Regions from separate parts of the Homo sapiens genome. Here region 1 is linked to region 2. The links are chromatin contacts, found by Hi-C in ENCODE. All regions are on one chromosome and are shown on one strand. Each heading gives the region's core, a stretch centred on a gene start or an enhancer-like site at or near the end of the contact. The rest is flanking DNA. Distances are from core to core; before and after follow the strand shown. Region 1 overlaps COBL (cordon-bleu WH2 repeat protein). Region 2 holds the start of FIGNL1 (fidgetin like 1).

The links. A loop is a pair of places that touch in the nucleus more often than their neighbours do.
Region 1: a map of PC-9 shows a loop between it and region 2 (2.2-fold over the local background). The contact joins the enhancer-like site here to the promoter of FIGNL1 in region 2. A Hi-C loop is called at or near these places in 1 of 168 maps with a recorded cell type or tissue (PC-9).

Annotation. Positions count from the first base shown.
Region 1 is chr7:51,041,941-51,047,830 of GRCh38, forward strand. It overlaps COBL (cordon-bleu WH2 repeat protein), which reads right to left. Exons shown (of 13, transcript NM_015198.5): 8 at 1,443-1,752. Among named protein-coding and RNA genes, the nearest start is that of GRB10, 260 kb to the left of the region's middle. Within about 2 kb of position 3,996, at least 4 of the 41 ENCODE cell types and tissues checked have a DNase peak (open chromatin) inside an H3K27ac peak, as active enhancers do; they include PC-9, where a contact is called at or near this core.
Region 2 is chr7:50,448,957-50,454,205 of GRCh38, forward strand. FIGNL1 (fidgetin like 1) reads right to left here and starts at 1,394. Exons shown (of 4, transcript NM_001287492.4): 1 at 1,345-1,394; 2 at 162-767. RefSeq lists silencers at 915-1,209, 1,351-1,540.

The DNA.
Region 1 (5,890 bases), core at 2,746-5,245, 600 kb after region 2:
TGGACAAATACACCAGTGCTACAAAAAGAGCACTGGAACAGAACAACGTGCACATGGACACTTGATGTCTGACCATAGTGGGGACAGGAATCAGTGGGAAAAAATAGATCCTTCTTCATATCACACCCAAAAATAAACCCCAGGTACAAGAGGGCCCAAATGTGAGAGAGCAGTTTTACAAGAAATTCAGACTATCTTTAGTCTTTTAGGGTACGGGAAGGATCTCTTAAATAGGCAAAGATTATATACATCTGAGAGAAAAAGGAAAAATTAAATAATATTAGAATGTAAAGACAATCATTGTACAAGAAAAGAAAACATTAATTAAGTTCAAGCCACAGGCTTAGAAATGTTCCATGTGTAAATAACTGACAAAGGAGAATTTAATAATCAAAAAAAGTAAACATAACAATGTTTAATTTAATTCAATTCTTTTTGAGACTGAGTCTTGTTCTATTGCCCAGGATGGAGTATAGTGGTACAATCTCAACTCACTGCAACCTTCACCTCCTGGGCTCAAGCAATCCTCCCATCTCAGCCTCCAGAGTAGCTGGGACTACAGGCACATGCTACCACACTCAGCTAATTTTTAAATTTTTTTTGTAGAGAAAAGGTCTCACTATATTGACCATGCTGGTCTTGAACTCCTGGGCTCAAGCAATCCTCCTGTTTCAGCCTCTCAAAATGTTGGGATTACGGGCATGAGCCACCATGCCAGGCCAAACGTGGCATGTTTTTTAAAAGAGCAAAGGCTATGAAACGGCAATTAATCCAATATAAGGCCCAAATTGCTAATGAATATATGACAAGATGCTCATCCTTCCTAATCAGAGAAATGTAAATGAAAGCTACATGAGATGCCATCTGACGCCTACATGCTGGCAAAGCTCAAGATGTCTACTGACCTTAATCACTGGCATCGGTGTGCAACAAGGGGACCTTGCAGACACTGGGGGGCCCGCCAACTGCATAAGCATTTCAGGTATCCCATAAAGCTGAAGATGAGTCTCTTTCCTGTCACTTTCCTCTTCTAGAAAAGTCTCTACATGTAAATAGAGACATATGTTTCTTGCTCATTGTTTCTAGCCCTGAAAAACTAGAACAATCTAAGTGTTCATTATCAGGAAAACAGGTAAATAAATGAATGAACAACACAGATATCATCATGGATAAATCTTACAAACATGATATTGAGTAGAAAAATATACTTAAGGGTATGGTACCAAAGCAAACAAGCCACTCTTACACAGTCTTTGTAAGTTACTGCAGATGTATAGACAGCACAGAGACATGCCTGAGAGCAGCTGCTGTGAATCAGGGTCGGGGCCCCTGGTGCAGAGCAGGTTGTGATAGCACGTGTTGGATCCCATGACAAAAGACCCTCTTTAGAGACACAGATGTGGCTGTGACTTCCGTACCCACCCATCCTTCCCGTGACTCACCTCAGATGTGAGTTCTCAGAGCCATTCTTCTCCCACAAGGGGCTCTTCTGGGGACCCAGGTCTGGGGTTCCAGCGAGGTCCTGGTCACTGCAGTCTTCCTGGTCTGTGGCCCACTTGTCTTTGTATTTCATGCTGTCCTGCTGCGAGTCCAGAGAGACGATGTCTGAGGGGGAACTCATCACTCCTGAGTCCTCGGTCGTGTCCTCCGACGCAAAACAGCTGCCAACTGACACGGTCTCCTCCGCCTCTGACAGCACCTGCGGGGCTCCATCCGGGCTGCAGTGGCTGCCAGACCCCAGGGGCAGGCTTACTGGACAAGACACGGCAAGGACAGGTCAGCCCAAACCACTCTGGCGTCCATACTGCCTAACAAGTGTGACATCAGTCTGTCGGCCCCGCTCTAAAATTTGGGATTCAGGGTGCTCAAAGTAAAGGAAGAACCTCATTCAAATACTGCTGAATACTCCTGAAACATTTTAACTCACAGGGAGTCATTTGTGTAAGATTGAGGGCAAAATTTTCCCTCAAAAATCAGTATTTGATTAATTAGCCTTTTACATTGGTCTCCTCTCTATGGCTATGGGCAAGCACATTTAAAAATTCAAACTAATGACATGTTGAATGCAATTGTTTCTAGGCTGGCCTTTGGCTTAATGGAACTTGTTTAATGTGAGATCTTTAGAAAAACATTAAGACAATTAGAGTTTTTGGAAATATAAATAAGCAGACATAAGTATCAGTTTGGACACATCTGACGTGTATTTCATATTTGAAATCTGGCCTGGAAGATTCACGGCCCTACTCCCCAGCTTTTGGCTCTCCCTTAATTTTTACATGTGAGGCCAGTTTCTGTGGTTGAGGTTACCTGGCTCCTATGCACTAAATGTGATTCGCTGCAGGAGTTTGGTGAGATGCATAGAGTGGCAACTTGCTCTCCAAGCCAAGTTCTGTCAAGCCTTAATACTAATGATGGGTAGCACTATGGCTATTCTGCGCAACTACCTAGCTATTTGTAGATAGCAATACATTAAGTGTAAGTAATGGGAGGTCATTATTTTTCTCTTACTGAGCTTCTAGATTCTCTAAAATCACAGAAGCCTCTATGCAAAGAGATGAAATTTGAAGGACAAAAACACACAAGTCTAGCCCAGATGTATATTAGAGTTGTTATTGTTTTTTAATAAAAATAGATTTTAAACTTCAAGACACTTCAGGACATATGATCTAAGCACTATTTATAACAGTCCAGAAAACAAGCACTGTGTTTTGTTGCAGTCCCAGTGTATTTTGTTTTAAAGTCATTCTTCCCCTAAATAGTCACTGGATGCCCAAAGTGAATTAAGACTCCTCTGGGAGTGCTCACTCCACAAAATCATGCACTGAGAGTGAAGTGACATCACAATTGCACTCAACATCACCAACATTTTAACTGGACAGGAGACTAACAACTTATCACCACGAAACCAAAAGAAAATCCCATCAGGTGATGGTATATTTGAGATTCCAAACAATAAAACAAATGAAAGAACAACAGTTTAAAGAATATACATTTCACTAAAGAGCTCCAAGGTAAAGAATAGAACGAAAAAAAGGAATAGTTTAGAGCAGTGTAAACGTACGAGGAGATATGCTGAATGCAGTGATGCTGGTCTGCTGCGACCTCGCTCTTCTAGTTCTCTCCCCAGCTTTTGGGGCTAGACTCTTGTTCAAGACAAATATTGAGAAGAAACGTCGCTGTAGCTCCCTGTTTCCCATCACTCCTCTCTTGCCTTCCCTTTTGCTGCCATCACTGAACAATAAAACCAGCACGTTTTTTCTGTCTATGTTGTATATAAAAAGTATGACAAGAGTAAAACTCTCAGGTCACAGAGACCTGGATTCACACCCTGGTGGAGTAAGGTAATGCTGCTGCCCACAGGGTCCCTGTTGCTAAGTGGGTGCCTGAATGTGAACGGCCCTGTGACAGGGCCTGGGGACACATATTTCCAATCCAAGCATGTGGGCTCTCTGGCACTCACAGCTTCTGAAGGGACAGACACGTACGCAAAGAATGACAGTGCTGTATGGTCACACCAACTCTCGGTGTGCTCCCATAGGCAGAGTGTGGCAGGCTGGACTGAGCGAGGTGGTGGCACACAGTAGGGGCCACACAAATGCTGGTTTAGCCTGGCTTACCCTCTTCCCTCTCCAGGGATTATCGCTGAGGCGCAAAGTGACCTTAACAAATGTGTCCCCACTAGCTGTCTGCTGCCAGGCCCCTTGGAGGAGGCCCTCAGAGCACCTGGTACATGCCCTCTGGAGGCACAGAACACATCGCAGGGCAGAGGGACTCTAACCCACCTCCACCCCTTCTCTAGCCAGTTATAAGATCAGGAATGCTTGTCGGGTGATACATATATATTCCTCAGAAGTTTTGAGGCAATAAAAAAAAGTTGAGAGCCTGTGGTCTAAATTAAGCCACCTGCAAAGCCTTAAATCAACATGGAGTGAGAGGTCACATATTTGGTGCACACACGTGTTAAACCATTTACAAAATGACTAATGCGAGTGCTATTACCAGAGCTCCCCTTTTGCCCAGGCCAGCCCTCCTGCTCTCCATGTGGATAATCTTCCCATGGCCCGTGTGGCCTGGCCACAGCCCTGCGACACCATTCATGCCATTGGTGCAGAAGCAGGTGGGGGTGGGGGGGCCTGCTCTCAGGAGGTTTATCTGCGTCTAGGGAGAAGAGTGGCACAGGAATTGAAAAGACAACTGTCTAAATGCTGGGAGGAGAGGGAACATGGGTGAAAGGCCTTCTGCCAAAGGGGTGGGACCCGTCCAGGAAAGACCAGGCAGACCTCCCCACAGTGATGCCGGCACCTGCTCGGAGTATAGGGTGGGGCAGGGTGTGGCCAAGGGGGAGCACCTGCAAAGGCTTTGAGGAGGGTGATGGAGGCTGAGTGGGGAACTTTCCAGAGAAGCTTCCTGGTGAGCTGTCAGAGAGAGCACAGATCTGAAGAGAAGGGCAGATATTCCTGTGAAGCCCCAACCTGTGTTGGTGTGAGTTTTCAGGCAATTTCTGATCCCTCCTTTCCGAGGTCTGCTCTGTCCTGGGCATCTTTTGTTTGGAATCAGACATGCCCATCTCACTCATCCTGCCCCCACCCCACATCTCTTTTCTTCCTTCAGCTGGTTCCGATGATTAACCCCATGAACTGTAACATGTTTTGACAATTTCTGAATGAGATAATGGTGCAGGAGACTTTTTTTTTCTTCATCAATGCTAAACGGAAACTCAGAACATAAAAGGAAAACGTGGAGCTGCTTGGGCTGCATCGAGGTTGGGGGCCCAGGTCCTGTCCTCCAGATCCTGTGTGTGTCCCATTTCCCACCCTCTGTCCAGCCTCTGAGGGGCTTCCCTAGAGCCAGCGATCCAGGGACCCCAGCCTGAAACCCAGGGGCAGCAGGAGGAGGGCTGAATTGAAAGCCCAAATTGCACTCTGAACAATCCCCTTTCCCCTTTCTGTAAAATAAGCAGTTGGCTCTGACGGGCTCTAAAATCCCTTCTAGAGTGGAACTGTTAACAGTCTTTGAAATGCCAAATCAAAATATAGGATGTAAACACTCATTTTTACAACTGACCAGTGACTAATTAGGAATCTTTAAAAGGAATACAACATTGGCTTTGTCCTTTCTGCTATATTCTGTCTTCCCTGAGAGGGTAAGTCATTATTTTTGAGTTAATTAATGCACTGGCAACTTTGCTATTCTCTTAAGGCATGAACAATCTCTTTGAACTAAAAAGTTATTACTGCAGGATTTTTGCAAATGTGAAAAAGCACACTTACTTTGTCTTTCGCAGAAGCCTAATATAAATTCATGATTTAATTCTCTTCTAAATGAATAGCCACAGAGCCTGAGTAAGGAATATTAACCCTTCTATTGTCCTCCACCTAAATTATATAATCCCATGGTTCAGAGGCCATTACATATCTCTGAATGAGCTTTGGTAAATTCTTCAGCTCAAGTATAAAGAAGAAAATGCTAACTTAGGGCTACTAGTTCCTCAAGTTGAACACAATTATTCTCAGTTCGGTACTAGTTTTTCTTTTACAGAGTCAGCAAAGATAATTCCATCACTAAATGTAAGTATCTTCCAAGTAATTTTGGAATGGATTCATTTTATTGTTTTATTAAACGCAAATTAAAGATCTTGTGTCCTATGATATTGCTTTTTTTGTGGTTCATTAAGAAAGAGGATTTCTCAAAAGCCAGTTCCACCAAATTTATATGGCCCAGAGAAAATGTTTCAATGAAAGAAAAGCTACCTCGCCACCTCACACTGCTGCCTGTGGGTCCCACGGCCACTCACAACCAACAAGCAAAGCTGCACTTCATCTTAACCTGTGTTGACTTTGTTCTCTATGTTCTAGGCACTTGGAAGAAAGGGAAAAATTACAAGGTAAAG
Region 2 (5,249 bases), core at 144-2,643:
TTGATGTTAAACTCATTTATACAATACTAGAAATGAGAAACTGAAAGAAAGGTGACTCAGAAAACACTTGACACAAACTTTCACAATTAATATTATCATTCTCTTCCTCTCCATGGCTTCATTCCCCTTTATCATCTGTTATCCTGAAATTTCTACCATACCTCAGAGTTCTAGTCACTGTTCTCAGAATAAACCCCCTTCTCTTTTCCATCTTCACCTTTCCTTCAATATTCATCTTCCAAGTCTTACTTCTTCCTTTCAATTCAATCATTTAAATGGCAAATAAGGATAACCAAAAACTGGCCATCACCGATCAGTGACACAACCATTGTCTTGTTTACCATTTCCAAGTCAATTTAACCTTTATGGCCTTTCCTAGATCTAAAAAGTATGATTAATTAGCACTGTCATATGAACTGCATTTCAATCTTCTTTATTTTGCCAATGTTCTGATTATTTTAATAATGTCATTATCTGTCTTCCTAGACAGTTGGCTTCTGCAGGGAGGAATTGTTTTCCATTCCATTCACATTGTCTTAGTACCTAGAATACAGTGTCCTTTGGAATAATAGCTACTAAAATACTGACGGAGTGCCTACTCAGTACCAAGCACTGTGCAAGCCTTTCATAGGATTCTGTTCTTGATGCAAAACGGGAGTTAAGAGCACAGGGTCTGGAGCCAGGCTGCCTGCTTTCAAATCCTGGCTCTATCATCTGCCAGCAGTGACTGCAGGAAAATCTCTTAATGTCTTTCTGCCGGTTTTCACCTATAAAAGAAGCGCAGCAACATCACTGAGCTGACAAGGTATTTTAATTCTGCAAAGCACTAGACAGAGGACTCAGCACTTAGAAAATACTCTATAAAATACTGCTTCTTCTGATTCCTCACGATGACCCCTGAAAGGTATGAGCCCTTCTTTCTCATCACAGAGATTAAGAGCTTGCCTGGGTCACAGGGGAACTGACTGACCCCCGCTGTGGGCGCCCAGAGCCCCGCTGGGCCCAGTAAATGCCTGCGGTAAGCGGCCCCGCCCCCGGACAGGCTCTGCCAAAGGAAGCCGCCCGCAGACCTGGCCCCGAGCCTGCCGTCCACGCCGGGCCCCAGCTTCCTAATCCTGGATGAGTCTGGTTCTGGGCTAGCGGGTCAGCCACCCTCCCGCTAAGACAGAAGCAAAAGGGCACAGCCACTGCCTGGCTCCCGCCTCCCACGGCCTCCCGCGAAGTCACCGCCCCGCGACCCCCAGCATTCCAGAGGCACACGCCCGCCTCTCCCCTACGCCCCAACCCTGATGCTCCACAGGGGTCAGCAGCGCCCCTGCCCCGCCTCCCGTCACCGCATCCTACCTGCGGCTGGTGTGGGACGCTGGCAGCCTCCGAAAAGCGCGGGGACTGACGTGCGCCTGCGCGCTGCTGTCGCCCTCGGACTCGCGCCGTACGTGCGTGCGTGAGTGCGTGAGTGCGTGCGTGCGTGCGTTCGGCGCGCGGGGCGTGGGCGCGGCACCTGGGCCCGGGCACCGCCACCTAGGCCCTAGCTCCGACCAGTGGTGTTCTATAAACGCTTATTACATCATTGTGCATAGGCTTCATTTTTAAAAGTACTCCCAAATAAATACAAGGAGGCGATGGAAATTGAATGAAGATTCGAAGGATTCCCATAGAGCGTGGCTCACTTCCCCTCACCGGGACAGCGAGCGGCGGCTCACCTGGGAGAGCAAAGCGTGGCTCTCCTGCGCCCACCCGGGAGAGCAAACAATGGCTCACCTGCGCCCACCCGGGAGAGCAAGCGTGGCTCACCTGCGCCCACTCGGGAAAGCCAGCCGCCATCCTGTGCTGCAGGCAGGGAGCGGGCGGCGGGAGAGGAGCGGATCCACTTAGGTCAGCGGTTAAAACGTCGTTACAAGAGGCCACCCCGGCATCGCGGGGCCTGTGGCTGCGCCCCCTCTTGAATTCAGGCCTAGCACATCACCTCCGCCCCTCGCACCCTGCAGTCTGCGCTCCATACAGCACGTGAGCGGGTGCTCAGCAATGTTCCCTGGCTGAAAGAACCGCATAGAGTAGCATGCAAAAATGACATGCATGTTTAAGATAAAATAAGGGAGAGGACACCTGTTCTGACTGAGTCTGGCAACTCAGATCTCCCCGCAGCCAACATCTACATTCCTTTGGACAGCTGTCTGCTGTGTAGGGACACCTCCCTGGAACTTTGAAAAGCACCCCATCATTACCTTCCACTTTGTTCTGGAGCAAGGTTTCAAAAGAAGAGTGCCGTATTTTGATTAATTTAGTGAATTGGATTTTCAGACACAAGTAAGAGCATCCACTCAGTGGCCTCTGCAGTAAATAATGATATCAGATCACATAACAAGAAGACTGGAGGTTGGCGGGAAATCTGGACCTGGTGACTCAAAGAAGTCATGAAGGACCATCTCTCCATTCTGCCACCTTCTCGCCTGTGGATTTTCCTCCCCAGGCTTGTCACTTCATTGTCGAGAGATGCCCTCACAATCCAAGCCAGGCAGCCTCACATGACCAGATCTAAAACACAAAGAGGGAGCCAAACTGAGAAAGGACCTTTTCCCTCTGAACACTTCTCTCTTGGAAAAAGAAAATGTTTCCCAGAAAGCCTCATAGCCTTCCTCTTATATCTCCTTGACTAACTGGGACCCGGATCCCTGGATATCCTTTCCTGAGAAAGAGAGGGTCTGGGGCAGGGGATAGAGAAAATGACTAGCAACTAGCAGCACATGATGTTTAAACATAAGATTTAAAGAAATGCAAGGCACAAACAATTTGAAGACTTTTTTTAAGTTTTTAAAATCTTCACAAAATAAAAAGGAATTGGACAATGCACTTTAAAAACTAGAAGACGTTTCACTGAAAACAGCATCTCCTAATTCATTTCATGGCTTAGATAGTAATAGAAAATTATTTTATTCTAATTCCATACTTTATCAACTAATTTTAATTATTTTATAATTACCCAAAATATGTCATGTAGAATGAAAATAAAAGAAAATGAAAACAGTTATATCAAGGCCAAGTCAGTTGTATGTTTACTGGCTATTTAGAAATTTCTAAATACGTGTATATTTAGAAATGACTATATAGATACTATTTGGGTAATGTTAGGGATGGAAAGTTTATGTCCCCCCAAAATTTGTATGTTGAAATCCTAAGCCCAATGTGATGGTTTTAAGGGGCGGGGCCTTTGTGAGGTGATTAGGTCATGAGAGTGGAGACTTCATGGATGAGAATAGTAAGTATCCTTATAAAAGAGACTCCAGAGGCTGGGTGCAGTGTCTCATGCCTGTAATCCCAGCACTTTGGGAGGCCGAGGCAGGTGGATCGCCTGGGGTCAGGAGTTCGAGACCAGCCTGGCCAACATGGCAAAACCCTGTCTCTACTAAAAATACAAAAATTAGCCAGGTGTTGTGGTGGGCACCTGTAATCCCAGCTACTTAGGAGGCTGAGGCCTGAGAATTGCTTGAACCCAGGAGGTGGAGGTTGCAGTGAACTGAGATCGCGCCACTGCACTCCAGCCTGGGGGACGGAGTGAGACTGTCTCCAAAAAATAAAATACAATAAAAGAGACTCCAAAGAACTTTCTAGCCCTCTTGCCACCACCTAAGGATGCAAAGAGTTGACAGCAACCTGGAAGAGCCCTCACCAGAACTCGACCATTCTGGCACTCTGACTTCCAGCCTCCACTGTGAGAAATAAATTTCTATTGTTTATGAGCCACTCAGCATATGGTACTTTGTAGCCCTAGACAGGCTAAGACAGGTAATTAGCAATTTTAGGTGATTTTCATCATCAAAATTTTCATGATGGCATTTTGGAGAATTCACATAAACCACTCTGTTACCCTCCTAAAAGTATTGCTCAAATACTGAATTATATTTATGCTTGCCAAAGTTAATTTTTTTCCAACAAGTAACACTAGCCACTTCATTTTGTGCTTTTGATACAAAAGCATTTCCCAATCCAGCGGCTTTCATCTTCTGGCCTGGTTGGCAAAAGTGTAACTCACTTCTGCACCCTCTCTGAACCCTAGTCTCCTCCTCAAATGTAAAACAGTAATAAACCTTTCTTACCCAGGAAGCCATTATAAGGATTATAATCAACATAAGATATAATTCTTTAATTATCAAAGCAGTTGCTGGCATGTGGCAGGCATTCAACAGAAACCGTGTTGCTATGTTATTTTTATTGTTACCATTAATATTCCTATTGGGATTGAAACCCTTATGTCATATCAAAACTTTTCCATCTTTGACAAATGAGACATATTAGGATAGTATCTTAATAATATGTAAGAGTTTAGTGCTTGAGCTATTCAATTATTAAACTTTGCTTCCAAGACCACAGACTGGTGGTATATACTGTGTGCGTGTGTGTGTGTGTGTGTGTTTGTGTGTGTGTATGAGAAAGAATATGCTGTTCTTTTCTTCTTCTGGGTAGAAGTTGTTGAGCCTTCAAGGGAAGAGGTTTTCACCTACAGCAGACAGTGCCAGTTCTCTTGGTGTGAGGGATTCTGGGAGATGGCTGCCCATTTCCATATTCATGAATTTTATAAACATGGTCTCAGATAAATGCAAGTGTACACTTCGGTGAGCTCATTTGTTTTTGAGCAGAGGGGATAATACGGCCCTAAATAATGTGCTTCCCTGTCAGCCAGGAGAGTTACATTCTGGAGATGTGTGTGTCGGTGGGTGCGGGAGGCAGGTGGTGTTGAGGAGATAGGGAAGCCAACAGGACAAAGCTCAGAGGGAAAACAGCCCAATCTAAATCCAGTTCTTTCTCTGTGTGGATTCCCACTGACTTCCAAACCTCTCAGCTCCCTGACTCAGTGGTAAGGAAGAAAAAAGTACCAGGATTGAGGGGATGGTGTTCTAGCCCTCCAGCAGAGGAGTAAGATGTGTGAGCCCAGGGTGAAGCAAGTGCACAATTTTAGTAAAAGATTTTCATTGGCCATACTGAATGAATCATAAAGGGATGTGAAGAGGCTACCTCTGGCATCATTGTCATAAACACAGCTGGTGAGGGGGGAGGTGGTGTTCTCCTGGTGTCAAAAGACAAAATTATTTACAGATCAAATTGGCTTTTATTCATGATTCATGAATCCAGTAGCCTCCATTCTATAAAATAGAATTAGAGTTCCCACTGGGGAATGGCAGAACAGTGGTTTTGTAAGGTGGGAACAAGGAAACAGTATTATTTTAAAGGTTGATTGGTTAGTGTCAGCTTAA